Linked DNA regions of Homo sapiens: all the other regions are linked to region 4. Evidence: chromatin contacts called from ENCODE Hi-C data. All regions are on one chromosome and are shown on one strand. Each heading gives the region's core, a stretch centred on a gene start or an enhancer-like site at or near the end of the contact. The rest is flanking DNA. Distances are from core to core; before and after follow the strand shown.

The links. Hi-C counts contacts between places; a loop is a spot of excess contacts on that map. Pooled maps may share reads with other maps.
Region 1: a loop to region 4 is called in a map of B cell, with 14 times the contacts of the local background. The contact joins the promoter of FANK1 here to the promoter of PLEKHA1 in region 4. A Hi-C loop is called at or near these places in 1 of 168 maps with a recorded cell type or tissue (B cell), 1 of 37 single-sample maps with no recorded cell type and 5 of 50 pooled maps.
Region 2: a map of CD8-positive, alpha-beta T cell shows a loop between it and region 4 (11-fold over the local background). The contact joins the promoter of CACUL1 here to the promoter of PLEKHA1 in region 4. A Hi-C loop is called at or near these places in 1 of 168 maps with a recorded cell type or tissue (CD8-positive, alpha-beta T cell), 2 of 37 single-sample maps with no recorded cell type and 10 of 50 pooled maps.
Region 3: a loop to region 4 is called in a map of B cell, with 9 times the contacts of the local background. The contact joins the enhancer-like site here to the promoter of PLEKHA1 in region 4. A Hi-C loop is called at or near these places in 2 of 168 maps with a recorded cell type or tissue (B cell and endothelial cell of umbilical vein) and 2 of 50 pooled maps.
Region 5: a map of B cell shows a loop between it and region 4 (15-fold over the local background). The contact joins the promoter of FAM204A here to the promoter of PLEKHA1 in region 4. A Hi-C loop is called at or near these places in 1 of 168 maps with a recorded cell type or tissue (B cell), 1 of 37 single-sample maps with no recorded cell type and 6 of 50 pooled maps.

Annotation. Positions count from the first base shown.
Region 1 is chr10:125,895,303-125,898,002 of GRCh38, reverse strand. It overlaps FANK1 (fibronectin type III and ankyrin repeat domains 1), which reads right to left and starts at 1,439. Exons shown (of 11, transcript NM_145235.5): 1 at 1,348-1,439. The coding sequence starts at 1,360. It also overlaps a transcript of DHX32 not described here. RefSeq lists silencers at 869-1,163, 1,255-1,394, 1,555-1,634, 1,855-1,934.
Region 2 is chr10:118,753,642-118,756,341 of GRCh38, reverse strand. It overlaps CACUL1 (CDK2 associated cullin domain 1), which reads left to right and starts at 1,372. Exons shown (of 9, transcript NM_153810.5): 1 at 1,372-1,946. The coding sequence starts at 1,580. RefSeq lists enhancers at 1,011-1,305, 1,304-1,443.
Region 3 is chr10:126,040,573-126,043,272 of GRCh38, reverse strand. ADAM12 (ADAM metallopeptidase domain 12) reads left to right here. Exons shown (of 23, transcript NM_001288973.2): 18 at 125-233. Among named protein-coding and RNA genes, the nearest start is that of FANK1-AS1, 69 kb to the right of the region's middle. RefSeq lists an enhancer at 1-359. Within about 2 kb of position 1,317, at least 19 of the 41 ENCODE cell types and tissues checked have a DNase peak (open chromatin) inside an H3K27ac peak, as active enhancers do; they include B cell and endothelial cell of umbilical vein, where a contact is called at or near this core.
Region 4 is chr10:122,373,286-122,375,987 of GRCh38, reverse strand. PLEKHA1 (pleckstrin homology domain containing A1) reads right to left here and starts at 1,280. Exons shown (of 12, transcript NM_001001974.4): 1 at 1,182-1,280. RefSeq lists silencers at 673-872, 883-1,042, 1,063-1,132, 1,173-1,282, 1,423-1,572.
Region 5 is chr10:118,340,956-118,343,672 of GRCh38, reverse strand. It overlaps FAM204A (family with sequence similarity 204 member A), which reads left to right and starts at 1,349. Exons shown (of 9, transcript NM_022063.3): 1 at 1,349-1,403; 2 at 1,746-1,946. RefSeq lists enhancers at 1,189-1,408, 1,045-1,544.

The sequences.
Region 1 (2,700 bases), core at 190-2,689, 3.5 Mb before region 4:
TTTTGTATTTTAGTAGAGATGGGTTTCACTATGCTGGCCAAGATGGTCTCAATCTCCTGACCTCGTGATCCGCCTGCCTCAGCCTCCCAAAGTGCTGGGATTACAGGCGTGAGCCACCGGGCCAGGCCAAGTTGCTGTTTTTAAAAGGTATATTTCAACTCACTTCTCTAAGGCGGGAATATACACAGCCTGCCATCAGTTTGACATAAAACAAAAATTTTAGCGTTCTTGTATGCTAAATTTCTTTTACTAGGTTAAAAAAATGTAGAATCCAAAGAGCTGTAAATGCAAATGACAAATACTGTACAAAATCTATCAAGCAACTATAAGTCACAACTTGCAAGCTTTCTCCTCAGCAAATGAGTTAAAAGGAAAAGTATTTGAAACTTTCTTGGTGGAAAACGAATGACCTTTAAAAATGCCAACATTTTCCCCAGAGAATAGATTTGGTCTGAGTTCTTCATTTCTGAAATTGTACAAGATAAGACGACTTGGTTTGAGAGTCAAACTGCATCCTTCTATAAAGGTTTTAGATAAATTTTAAGTCTCCATACAAAACACTCCCCTTATTTTGAGAACAAAAGGAACAATAAGACAGCTTAGGCGGGGCAGAGAAAGAAAGGCCTTGAAACAAAGTCCCTGGAAAGGTAAAAACAACAACAAAAATAGTAAGTTAGAGCTCGTGTTTAGATCTGATAACTCAAAACTGCACAACTTTTGCCATACATCGAAAGCAACATGGGAAAACAGAAAAAGAGATTACAAACATTTTTTGAGTGTCCTAACTTGTAGAACCCCTAAGAATGAATCAAATACACTTGGACAAAGCTCTTCTTTTCTCTCTCTCTCCTTCAAGTCGCAGACTAGGGGTGTGGGGCGGGGGGCGGGGAGTAAGACGGGGTCTCTAATAAATACAAGACCCAGCCTCGGACGTGTTTAATTGCTGACATTTTAGAAGAAAAATGGGCTACTTACAATTAATGAACCAAACTACCAAACTAAAATCATGAGTAGGAGGAGGAGTAAATGGAACCGTCCGGGCGAAGTTTCAGGAAGACGCACGCTGGGGTCGCTGCGCCCTTCCCCACCCATACCTCGGGGCTCTCCAGTCGCTCCCAGCCCCCAGCGCGGACTCTAGGGCGCCGGCGGCCCAACCATACAGACTTGGCAGGATGTAGCCCCCTTCTCCCCTCTCCAGGAGAGAAAAGCGCGAGGAGACGCAAACCGTATTTCCGTGTCCGAGCGTTGAAACCTGCGGAGTCGCGCGCGGGGCGCCCACACTCGTTCCCGGGGAGCCCCAGCCCGGTCGCCCGCCCCGGTCCCAGCTCCAGCCCGGGCCTCCCTTACTCTGGGGCTCCATGGTCGGCTGCTCCCCGGCCTCCGCGGGCGAACCCCCGGACTCCTAACGCCTCTCAGCCAGGGCCGGCGTCGCTACGGTTGCCCTGACAACCCGGAGGCGAAGTGGGCAGAACTAAAGGGACGGCGAGCGGGAGGGACCAAAAGCCGCAGGAAGTGAGGGAGCGCGTGAGGACCCGCGCGTCGCCGGGGACACTGAGCGAGGGTAGCGGCCAGGTCACCGGCTGAGGACACTGCTCCTGAAGCCCGGTCAGGCGGTCGCGCCCTCCCTGGCGGCCCCCGCGGCCCCGCAGGACCTGTGCCCCGACGTCGCCGACCCGCGGTCCCCGCTGTCGCCGACCCGCGGCGTCCGTCGGGCGAGTGGGCCTGCCCGCGGGTAAGGCGCCGGCCCTGGGCCGCCCTCCCGGGAATCGGGAGCCGCCGCTGCAGGTAACAGCGGGGCCCCGGCGGCGGAAGGGGTCGGGGGTCGGCGCAGGGGCGGGCGCGCCCCGAGCCGGGTGGGCGGCCCCGGCGCACCTGTTGTAGCCGCCTGGGGGTCCCCTGCCCGCAGTTGGCCGTGGACGTTCCCCGCCCCGACTCCGAAACGCCGAGGGCGGCCTCCGCGCCTCCTGCTCCGGGAGCCGCGCCTCAGCGGGAGGACGGAGCCCTGCGGGCAGCCCTCGCACCAGGGGCTCCCTCCGAGCCCGGGCATGGGCCGGGCCTGGGGCGGTCCCTCGAGCCCCCCTGACGGGAAGCGTGGAGCAATGCGAGCCGCCGCCGTCGTCGCTGTCGTCCCCAGTGAGCCTGGCGCGTCTCCTGAATCGCGAGAGCCAGGAGCACGGTTTTGCCCGGCTTTGCCCCGTCATCCCCGTGTCCCATTTCAGGCAGGGGGCCCGGGTTGGATCTTTCTCGCTGGCTTCGTTTTTTGTGTGTTGATTTGTTTCAGTCCTTCGCGTTTCCGGTTGAGTTACGGAATCTGCCCACACGTTTTGTGGCCAAACTTTGTAGGGCTGTGAAACAATGTAACATTATCCCACACAATAGTCTTTCATACTGGTTTTAAAACACAGTGATTCAGGGTTTGCTTTAAGGAAGCTTTGAGGATCACAAGAGATTATTATCTGGTAGGTTGTAAAAATTCAAACAACCAGGAGAGTATCATAGGTTCCGGAACACCAGAAGGAGGAAAGAAAAATGGAGACGAGAGAAAAAGGATAAGCAAGAAAGTGCAGGGGCATTAAGGGTGTGGGGGGCTGCAGGATTGATTTGGTATTCAGGTCTGGAGATTATGGCCCCTCTATTAATTCCAACCGCTGCTCCAGACAGTACTTGAGGGAAATGGAAGGAAGAGCCGTTTTGGGGGTC
Region 2 (2,700 bases), core at 123-2,622, 3.6 Mb after region 4:
AGGTTTTATGTTTTCCCCTTCAGCATACCACTTAATTCTCTTTTTTTTTTTGGAGACAGTCTCACTCTGTCACCCAGGCTGGAGTGCAGTTGCGCGATCTCGGCTCACTGCAGCCTTGACCTCCAGGGCTCAAGTGATCCACCTAAGCCTCCAGAGTAGCTGGGACCACAGGCACACGCCACCATGCCAGGCTAATTTTGTTTTTAGAGGCGTGGTCTTGTTATGCTGGTCTGGCTGGTCTCGAATTCCTGGGCACAAGCGGGCCTCCCATCTCTGTCTCCTCAAGTGGTTGAATTACAGGCGTGAGCCACTGCGCCCAGCTCGCATTTTTTTTTTTTTTTTGAGATGGAGTCTCGCTCTGTTGCCCAGGCTGGAGTGCAGTGGCGCGATTTCGGCTCACTGCAACCTCTGCCTCCCGGGTTCAAGCAATTCTGCCTCAGCCTCCCGAGCAGCTAGCTGGGACAACAGGCACGTGCCACCACGCCCGGCTAACTTTTTTGTATTTTTAGTAGAAACGGGGTTTCCCGTGTTAGCCAGAATAGTGTCGATTTCCTGACCTCGTGATCCGCCCGCCTCAGCCTCCCAAAGTGCTGGGATTACAGGAGTAAGCCACCGCGCCCGGCCTGAGCCGGCATTTTTAAAAGTTGGGTTGCTGGCCTTAGTGCATACAAACGTAAAGGAATTTTAAAAACACATGAGTAACTCAAACGCATTTCTTTTTTGCGCCATCCTGCTATGTGTGATTCGGTTTTTATTCTCGATTTTGTGCGTGTGTGTCGCGACGGCTGGGGACCGACCCAAGAGCAGTCGGACCACGGGCCGCCCAGGGCGGTCTCATCCGTTTATAACCTGCGACCCCGGGGCCTCTTGTGGTCCCGTACCTCCGTCCCAAGCAAAAGCCGGGGCTCTCAGGCACTCAGAGGTGCGAAGGCCCCGTAGACTTGGAGGACGCGAGGAAAACACCTCCAATCACTCTGGCCAGTCCACAGCTACTGCCAAGACTGCTCCGCGCGCGTCCTCAGGAACCGGCGAGGGCCTCGTCGTCATGGTAACCAGATTGCGAACGCGCGTGCGCAAGACACACCTTTGTCACGTGAGGCCGGGCAGGGGGCGGGGCCGGCGAATGCCCGTCCCGACCCGTCGCGCCTCCCCTGTTAGCTCCCTGCCAGCCGAGGCGGGGCGAACCTCTGCCCTGTTGCGTGGGAGTGACTCACAGCTCCCGCCCCTTTTGGCTCCGCTTTCTCGCGGCCAGTCCCTCGCACCACGTGCCCTCCTGGCCGCGCCCCCAGCTGCCCTTTCCAACTGCCTGTTGGAAGCCGCTGTAAAACGTCGTGAGGAGCGCCGCTGCTTTACGGCTGCCTCTCCCAGACTAGAGCCCCGGAGCGCCCACCGCCGTCAGCCGCGTCTTCAAGCTAGTCGGCCCCGCGGAGAGCGAGAGACCCTGCGCACCGCAGCCCTCTCCGCTGCGCCCATTCCTGCCGCCGGCGATGTAACTCGGGGAGGCAGCGGTGCCCGCTGGCCCGGGGTTGAGACAGGCGGCAGGTGCCTGTGAGGCGGGCGGGTGCCGGGGGCCAGCAGGATGGAGGAAAGCATGGAAGAGGAGGAGGGGGGCAGCTACGAGGCGATGATGGACGACCAGAACCACAACAACTGGGAGGCTGCGGTGGACGGCTTCCGGCAGCCCCTGCCACCTCCGCCGCCCCCCTCGTCGATCCCGGCCCCTGCCCGAGAGCCTCCGGGGGGGCAGCTGCTGGCGGTGCCCGCGGTCTCCGTGGACAGGAAAGGCCCCAAGGAGGGGCTCCCGATGGGGCCGCAGCCACCGCCGGAGGCTAATGGGGTGATCATGATGTTGAAGAGCTGCGACGCGGCCGCCGCCGTGGCCAAGGCGGCCCCCGCCCCCACCGCCAGCTCCACCATCAACATCAACACCTCCACCTCCAAGTTCTGTGAGTCCAGCCTTTCCCTGCAGCCTTGGCTTTTCTCCACCTCACTCGGACGCCGAATCCACCCCCTCTTGGAGAAAGCTCCGCTTCCTTTGTTTCAGGCCTCGGTCTTTCCTCTTCTCCCCGTCCGCCTTCGCCTCCCTGCCTCCTTCCCCCTCACCGTCCCCTCCCCCTCATTTGGTGTCTGCGGCCAGCGCCTGAGCGGCCCTGGCTTCTTGTATTACCTGGCCTAGAGAGGCAGCCTGGTACACACGGAGCCCCAAGTTCGGTCAGTGCGATCCCTATCACAACTGGCAGTCTCTCAACATTGGGAAGCTCTTTTCGCACCCGTCTTCTCTTGAAGTTTCACCCTCAAAGTGAGGGGAAAATAAGGCTGCCTGAGTCTCGTTAGGGAAAGGCCTTCAGTCTTCTGCAGCCAGAGAGAGAAAAGAAATCTGGCAACTTGTGTTCTTGTGTTTTTGGCCAGGCTGTGTTAAACAAGTAAGGAATTTGAAAGTTGACCTATATCTACACCTTGTTCCTTCTCTACTGTGTTACACTTTTGCATCCTGCTAGGGAAATAATGAGTTGCTTTCCGATGCAGTGGCAGCTCCGACATCGTCTTGAAGCTAATAATGCATAAAATCACTTTTCAGAGCTTACACTCATAAGAATAAGCCTTTCAGGATGGGTTATGTCTTGTGTCCAAACCCAAGATTGGGTTGCATGTTGAACTTTATGTTAGTAGTCTGTCTTAACGCTCAATTGCACGCATTAA
Region 3 (2,700 bases), core at 68-2,567, 3.7 Mb before region 4:
CGTGTGCTGAGTCTGGCTGTGTCAGTGTTGGGGGGGGGCTCTGACCATGGCCCCCCTTGCTTCTGCTGTGGTGATGCACAGAGCATATGCCCTAACCCCACGTCCCTCCCCTCTGCCCTGAAAGGTGTGCAACAACAGGAAGAACTGCCACTGCGAGGCCCACTGGGCACCTCCCTTCTGTGACAAGTTTGGCTTTGGAGGAAGCACAGACAGCGGCCCCATCCGGCAAGCAGGTCAGTGAAGCCCCTGCATCCCGGTGGGAGGAGGCTGAGCACCTGGGGGCGGGTGGGCTCGCCAGCTGTCAGCATGGGTGCAGGTAGAGCCAACAAGAAACCCAGTGGGGACCCCACATGGGTCTACACAGCCTAGGGTCTCCCGCAGTTTCCAGATGCCCCTCTCATCCCTGCCCGATCTTCTCTGAGGCTCCTTGCTCTCTGCTTTGACTGAGTGGCTGAGTTTGCCAGTTCCTTAGCCTGCGACACTTTTCTTAACTAAGGTCATTTCTATAGTGAACTGCTGAATGGGTATGAATGTCATCACTGTATCAAAGTACTTTGTAAAGGCCGACATCTGTGTGGTAGGGTGACAAGGTGTGAAGTTTAATGCCTTTTAAAAATCTTACTGGAAAGACACCCACCTCTTAGTAAAGGTGACAGTCACGGCAGCAGTGGGAGTCATTGCAACAGCTTTTGCATATGGAATGATGTGTGCAGGTGCTGTGTGGTGCATTTTATGCCCATGATGTCATCCCCTCCTTATACAACTCTGAAGAAGGTGGTATGATTCTTTTCTCACATACCTAGGACCTGAGGCTCAGGGAAGTTAAGTAATTTGCCTAATGTGATCTCGCTAAGATTTACACACACACAGGTCTGCCTGTCCCCCAAGAAGCTCTTAGTAGCAGCTGTGCTTGAACTCGTGGCCATTTCTCCTCGGATGACCTTTAGAAATGGTTTACTGGTGCGGTGCTGTTTTCTCTGAGTTCTTATTGGGCAATTCAGGGGCAAGTCTAAATGATGCCTCTTTTCGAGGGAAAGAAGCAAGGCAGGAAGCTGCAGAGTCCAACAGGGAGCGCGGCCAGGGCCAGGAGCCCGTGGGATCGCAGGAGCATGCGTCTACTGCCTCACTGACACTCATCTGAGCCCTCCCATGACATGGAGACCGTGACCAGTGCTGCTGCAGAGGAGGTCACGCGTCCCCAAGGCCTCCTGTGACTGGCAGCATTGACTCTGTGGCTTTGCCATCGTTTCCATGACAACAGACACAACACAGTTCTCGGGGCTCAGGAGGGGAAGTCCAGCCTACCAGGCACGTCTGCAGAAACAGTGCAAGGAAGGGCAGCGACTTCCTGGTTGAGCTTCTGCTAAAACATGGACATGCTTCAGTGCTGCTCCTGAGAGAGTAGCAGGTTACCACTCTGGCAGGCCCCAGCCCTGCAGCAAGGAGGAAGAGGACTCAAAAGTCTGGCCTTTCACTGAGCCTCCACAGCAGTGGGGGAGAAGCAAGGGTTGGGCCCAGTGTCCCCTTTCCCCAGTGACACCTCAGCCTTGGCAGCCCTGATGACTGGTCTCTGGCTGCAACTTAATGCTCTGATATGGCTTTTAGCATTTATTATATGAAAATAGCAGGGTTTTAGTTTTTAATTTATCAGAGACCCTGCCACCCATTCCATCTCCATCCAAGCAAACTGAATGGCAATGAAACAAACTGGAGAAGAAGGTAGGAGAAAGGGCGGTGAACTCTGGCTCTTTGCTGTGGACATGCGTGACCAGCAGTACTCAGGTTTGAGGGTTTGCAGAAAGCCAGGGAACCCACAGAGTCACCAACCCTTCATTTAACAAGTAAGAATGTTAAAAAGTGAAAACAATGTAAGAGCCTAACTCCATCCCCCGTGGCCATTACTGCATAAAATAGAGTGCATTTGAAATACCGCTGCCTCCACCCTGTTCATACATATATAAAATCAAGGCAGGCCATGAGCAAGCATGGCTCACTGCTCCCTGGCCTGGCCATGGCTCAGGGGCTCATTAAACAAGTACTTGTGTGTCTGCCACACACCAGCCACTCTCCTGGGTCCTGGAGAGACATTAAGCAAGAATGACATGGCATAAGTGAGGGGTACGACTGCAGGGAGAGAGGGCATCATGGGAGGGGAGCAACCCCCACAGAGCGGCAGGGGGTTGTCAGGAAGGCTCCTGGGGACCCTGCATCTGTTGAGGTCTGAAGGGGGCGAGGGAAACATGCATTCTGAAGCCGAGATAGCTGGCTGTGCGAAGATCTAGAGGAGTGTGGACTGGCCTGGGCTCAGATTCTAGAGTGCGGACTGGGCCAACAGGAGGGGACACAGGACACGGTGCTCGTGCTGGTCCTGGGGAAGAGGGAAATGGAGTCAGTCACTGCCCGGGCCTCTGGCTTGAGCAACCCTGGGGAGTTCAGCAGGTTCAGTGTGGGGGCCCTGTAAATGTTCAGTTTCATAGATTGATGTATTGAAGATTTATGGATTCACTTTATGGAACTAGAAATTATAGTTCAAGATTTTTGCTGTTCACTTTTTAAATTAACTTTAATTAACTTTGTTATGAGACACCAGAACTCTAGCTAGAGCCCCCTGTGATCACTACTAAGGGTCTGAAAAGAGTGACATTTTGCCCAGGAAACCAGAAGCAATGCTTTTCCAGTAACACCAACAAGTAAGTCAAG
Region 4 (2,702 bases), core at 31-2,530:
GTGTAAACCTCATAGTGCACTATTTGTTCCAGTCATTAAACACACAGGAAATAAGATTTTCTATTTAGAAAACTAACTCACAAGGGGCAATGACTTCATTAAAACAAAGAAAATCTTATTAAAACAACGATCAATTGTAAAATAAGAAAACCAGTACTGCAGAATTGGAAGGTGAAACAAACAGACGAGGAAAACGCAGAAACTGCCTGGATATTTATTTGTTCCTTGAACCTCTTCTTGTACTGCCCCCAGAGAGCAAAGGAGTTTCATTATTTATACGCCCAGACCACGGTAGATGCTCTGCGCGGGGGCACAGCCTCACCAGAATTCTACCAAAGGCGGTAAACACTATAAGCAACAGGACCGCTTTCATTATGACACACTTTCCCCTCTTTCCAGGAGGTCAATAGAAAGCATCTGAAACAAACCACAAACCACTCAAGACGGCCCCAAAGCTCTGCGGTTGGCAGCTGGCCTCGGCGTCGAAAGACCTGGGTCTGGTCGCCTCCCCGGTGCCACCTGCGTGACCTTGGGCAAGTCGCTTTCAACGCTGCCTCTGGCCACCTGCCCCGAAGGTGCGGAGGTAAATCGCGGACACCGCCCGACTTCAGGGCCCAGGGCGGAGCCGGCTTCGGCCTCGGCAAGTCCTGAAGCCAAAATGCATTAAACACCAGGAAAGGATGCCCGGGGACGCGCGCCCCGCGGGCACAGCCCTGGAGGGAGGCGCTCCGACCGGCGCCACCGGGAATCCCCGGGCAGCTGCGCGCACCGCGCCCCGAGCGGGATTTCTCGGGGGGCGGAGACGCCGAGGAGCTCGTCGGCCCCGCGACCGCCGCGGGCCTCCCGCCCTCCCCCGCCGGGCGCCGCTGAGGGCTGACGTCGGGAAAACAATCGGGGACCCACGGGAAGAAGACGCCGCCCCCTCCCGCTGCCCCAAGCCAGGGCAGGTGAGCCGGCCCGGCGGCCTCCAGGTGCTGTGGCGCGTGGCGCGGACGTGCGCAGAGGGGGCGCCGGCTCCGCACTCACCAGCACCCACCGCCCCTCTGCGGACGCCTCCCCGCTCGCCACAGCGGGAACCGCGCTCCAGCAGCCCGGCAGCCCCGCAGCCGCCGCCACCTCGCGCCTGGCCCCGTCCACCACCCCTGCTCCAGCGCGGCCGCGTTCTTCAAGCTAAACTTTACCGCGGCCTCGGCCCGGAGCACCCGCGCCGCCGCGGCCCCGGCTCCCACAGAGGCTCGGCTGCCCGGAGCGGCGTCCGCGACGGCCAGCCCGCGCACTGCGCACGCGTCCCCACGCTGCCTCAGCCCTCAGACGGCGGCTGAGATTCCGGAGCGGGCGCTCCCAGCCCGCAGAGACTACGAGTCCCGGCAGGCCCCGCGCGGGTCCCTGCGGCGTGGCGGGCCGAGTTTCTGGCGTCTTCCTGGTTCCAGCGGCGGCGGCCTCGGCGCGCCGGGGAGGCCTGCGCGCGGAGCTCTGGGCCGCCGCGCCGCGGTGCTTCCTGGTATTCGTAGTTTTTGACCACCACTGGGCTTGGCTCGGAGGTAGAACTCCGGGTTCTCTGATGTCATCGCCTAGAGCTGCGAGGAACAGGGATCTTTAAAAATAGGCTTCGTTAGTTTGCAGATAATTTGTTTGCAAGCTGTCCCATAATCGGTCCAAGTGTCACAAATTTACAGGCTGCGGTGTGACCTGGAGAAAAACGCTTTACAGCTCTGCGCGCCAATTTTTCGCTCTTCTCTCTCCCTGCAAATGTAGCTCCACTGCCTACTTACAATGGTGTTAATAGTACAGGAGGGTAAGAGAGACTTAAAGAAGGGTTAGTCGAAATTCTTTCAGCAACGGTGGAGCATAAATATGTATTCTGGTAAATATTCGTTGAGTGTTTAGCAATTTCTCGAGCACTTAACTGTGTGCCAAGTACGCGATAGGCAACCCGGCATTCATCTGAGAAAGAGACACTGTCACTGCCCTTATGGAGCCTGCAGCTTGGGGGAAACTCGTCCGCAAACTAGCAAAATCGTTCCAGATTTTAATAGAATGGCCAGACTGAGAAAGTTCAAGAGACAGTAGCGGTGGCGGGGACGGGGGGAGGCTCTTCAGAGAGAGTGGCAAGGCAAGTTCTCTGAGGATGTGATATCTGAGCTGAAACCTGAAGAATGAGAAATATTCAGACAGGCAAAGAACTGGGAAAGAATTACATGCCACGCCTTTCACAGCGCATGCCACTCTAGGCTCTTAATAAATATTTGTTCTTTTTGTGTGCTTCTTCCTTTCCTCTCCTTGCACAACCTTAGATCACATCCTATCCCCTTCAAACCCTTTAAAAAATCTTTATCAACATCTTTTAGAATATCCTTCCTATGTGAAAATGTACATGAAACAAATGTCCAGTGGTAAGACAAGCTGTACAGCTGCTAGGACAGAAGACACAACCCTGGTGACAGGCTGGAATCTATCTACTTTGCCACTTTCTTTATTTGCGAACTGGGTTAGAAGTCTGGGGGCTCAGCCTGGCCTCCTGACTTGTTTCTCTTCATGGGGCATCATACAGGATTTTGAGTTTGTCTTTATTAAAATCTTAGAGGAAGCCTACCTGTTATCTGAATCAGAGGTGTAGTGAAGAACAGCCCTAGATTTTCCTGTGTAGACTTACCTATGTGACTTTATGCAGAGAGTGACACTTTGCCCTTCTGACCCTCAGT
Region 5 (2,717 bases), core at 100-2,599, 4.0 Mb after region 4:
GTGAGGTGGTTTAGTGGATAGTTAATAGGCTTAACCATCTGTTGATGTGAAATTGAGATATATTACTGAGTGCAATGCAAAATTTTATACACATTTAGCTTGCTTTGAAGAAAGACATTATTGGTAATGTTAACAGCAAAAAACAGCTGAGATTGAAAATTAGCGTGGGCTAGGTAACATGTTAAAGTCTTTATGTGTACAGTAGCCTCCCTTATCCGCAGGGAATACCTTCCAAGACTCCCCGGTAGATGCCTGAATCCTGGAATAATGGCGAACCCCACATATAGTTTTTCAATCTGATAACCAAGATGGCTACTAAGTGACTAAGAACCTGGTAGCCTAACAGCATGCATGGACAAAGCGATGATTCACACTGCAGATTTCATCAGGATATCCAGAATGGGCTTGCAATGAAACATTTGAATTGCTTATTTCTGGAATTTTTTACTTAATGTGTTTGGACCTTGGTTGACCCCAGGTAACTGAAATCAGGCTAAGAGAAGCCACAGATGAGGGAAGCCTACTGTATTTTCTTTTCTTTTCTTTTTTTGAAATAGGGTCTGGTTCTGTTGCCCAGGCTTTTCTTATATAATCATCACAAAATTAGCAAATAGGTACACTTAATGTTATTCTTATTATAAAACAGTATTTCGGAAAATGCAAATATTTCTAAAATAGCCCTATTCCCATCCCTATCCATAGGGTATTTTATCCTCTTCGCAGTGCTTTTCTCTCTCTTTTTTTTCCCCTTATTTTCTATGTTCCCCAAGCACCCCCTTCTGGGCATAACACAGTGCCTGCCACAAATAAGAAAAAAAGAAGTTCGGTAAACTTTTGGTCCAGTCAGTGAAGCACCTTGGACCCCATCACCAGACGGTAGGCGCCAAGAGAGCAAGAGTCAGCATGTTTTCTGCTAACCAGAGATTAGCACGATGCCTGGTACAAAGTAGGCGCCCAATAAATAGGTGAAGAAAGAAAAAAAATTAAAAAAAAGGAAGAGAGTGAGGGGAAAGGATGAATGAATGAAGACGTTTGCAGAGGGGCCTAGAAAGAAAGCACTCTGCAAGATTCTCCCTCCTGGTGGCATCAACTCTCAGTTCAAGGTCTATGTCAGCCCTTTCCTTGCCCAGACGCATTGGCCTACAGCAGGGAATGAAGAAAGAACAAAGTCTTTAAAAATGTTCAGAAGAAAGAGAAAACGGCAAGATAAAAGAGAGAAAAAAAAGAAAGAAAGGAACCACCTCCTTCGGGCGGACTAAAAAGGGAAGCCCCAGGAGGCCGGTTGCTAAGGCGACCCTAGGGCCAGAACGGCCCCAGCCCATTGGTTGAGACGCAGGAGCCAATGAGAAGGCGCGATGTTGACGGGGTCCTAAGATGGCTGCTGGGCGACCACTTCCTGACAGGTGAGTACGGCTTATGGAGGGTTGGTTACCCGCCGGTTCGGGCTCCGGCATGATGAGTCTGGGAGGGCCTCTTGTGGGCAGCCGAGGGAGGCGGCATGGGCGGCCTCATAGCTCCTCGGCCGAGCCTCCCGGAGCAGGCTAGAAAAGCCCCCGGCCCGGGGCCGCGGAAGCGACGGCGGGGCCGCCCTCAGCCTTCCTCGAAAGGGGCGTCGCAGCGGCCTCCCCAGCCTGTTATGTGGAGGGGGTTCTCCGTCCCACCCAGGTCAAAGTGAGAGGGGATTGAGGAGGCTGTCGATAGGGAAAACAGGCTCACGTTTACAGTTGCTGTATTCCGGAAAACAGCTCCAGTTAATGGGACTGCCAGCAGGCTAGACATCCTTCGCCGGAATGTGCAGCGCTTAGTTCTGTGCCCGGGAGGGGCTTCTCTCTCTTTTGGGATTGGAGTGTGGCATTGCCGCCAGAAAGCCTGCAGAATTCCGGGTTGTGCAGCCAAGCAGGAACGGTGTACCTTTCTAGACCCATCCTCTTGCAATCTTGGACCCTGTAAGTATTCTCACAGCGGAATCGACTTAAAATGAGCCTTGAACTGTTAACTTGGTTTATTGTCTTTCCATGCAGGATCTTGGGTCTGGGAAAATGTTTTCCAGGCCTCAAGTAAACGAACACTCTCTTTAATTAAAACAGTTGAATACATGCAAAATCTTGCTAAATAAGTAGTTTTTCTGGATTCGCTCTCAGGCCTGTAATTCAGTTGTCCTTTCTGTACCTTTTTTGAGAAAAGGAACACATTCATTTCATAAAAGTAAATAGGATATTTACGTTAATGTTGATGTTAACATGCTTGAAAATAGTAACTATTTTTAAGTCACAGACTCTGATTATGATGTAAATTACAATCTTCAGATTGTTAAATAATTGTGGCTTATAATTAGTATACAAGTGAAATTAATTTTAGATCAGACGAAGTTCAGGCTTCTGGAATTATTTCTAATCAAATACAAAATATAGGAAATAAGACAGCCTTATACGATGAAAATGGAATTTAAATTCTGGAATAGAGATGGAAAACATTTACCCATCGAGCTGCTCAAATATATCTTTTGGGTTTTGATTATAAGCAGCTGTCTGGTTGTCCAGAAAATATGACATTATTACTCAAACCTCTGACTGTGACTTTGACTTTGATGTATGCAACTTAGTATAGCATCTTGCATAGCTTTCTGTACTCAAAAAGTACAGAAAAAAATTCTTAACCAAATTTAACAAGTCTGTAATTATAGGCTAAGATCATTCTCAGCCCCAGTCGCAAATCCT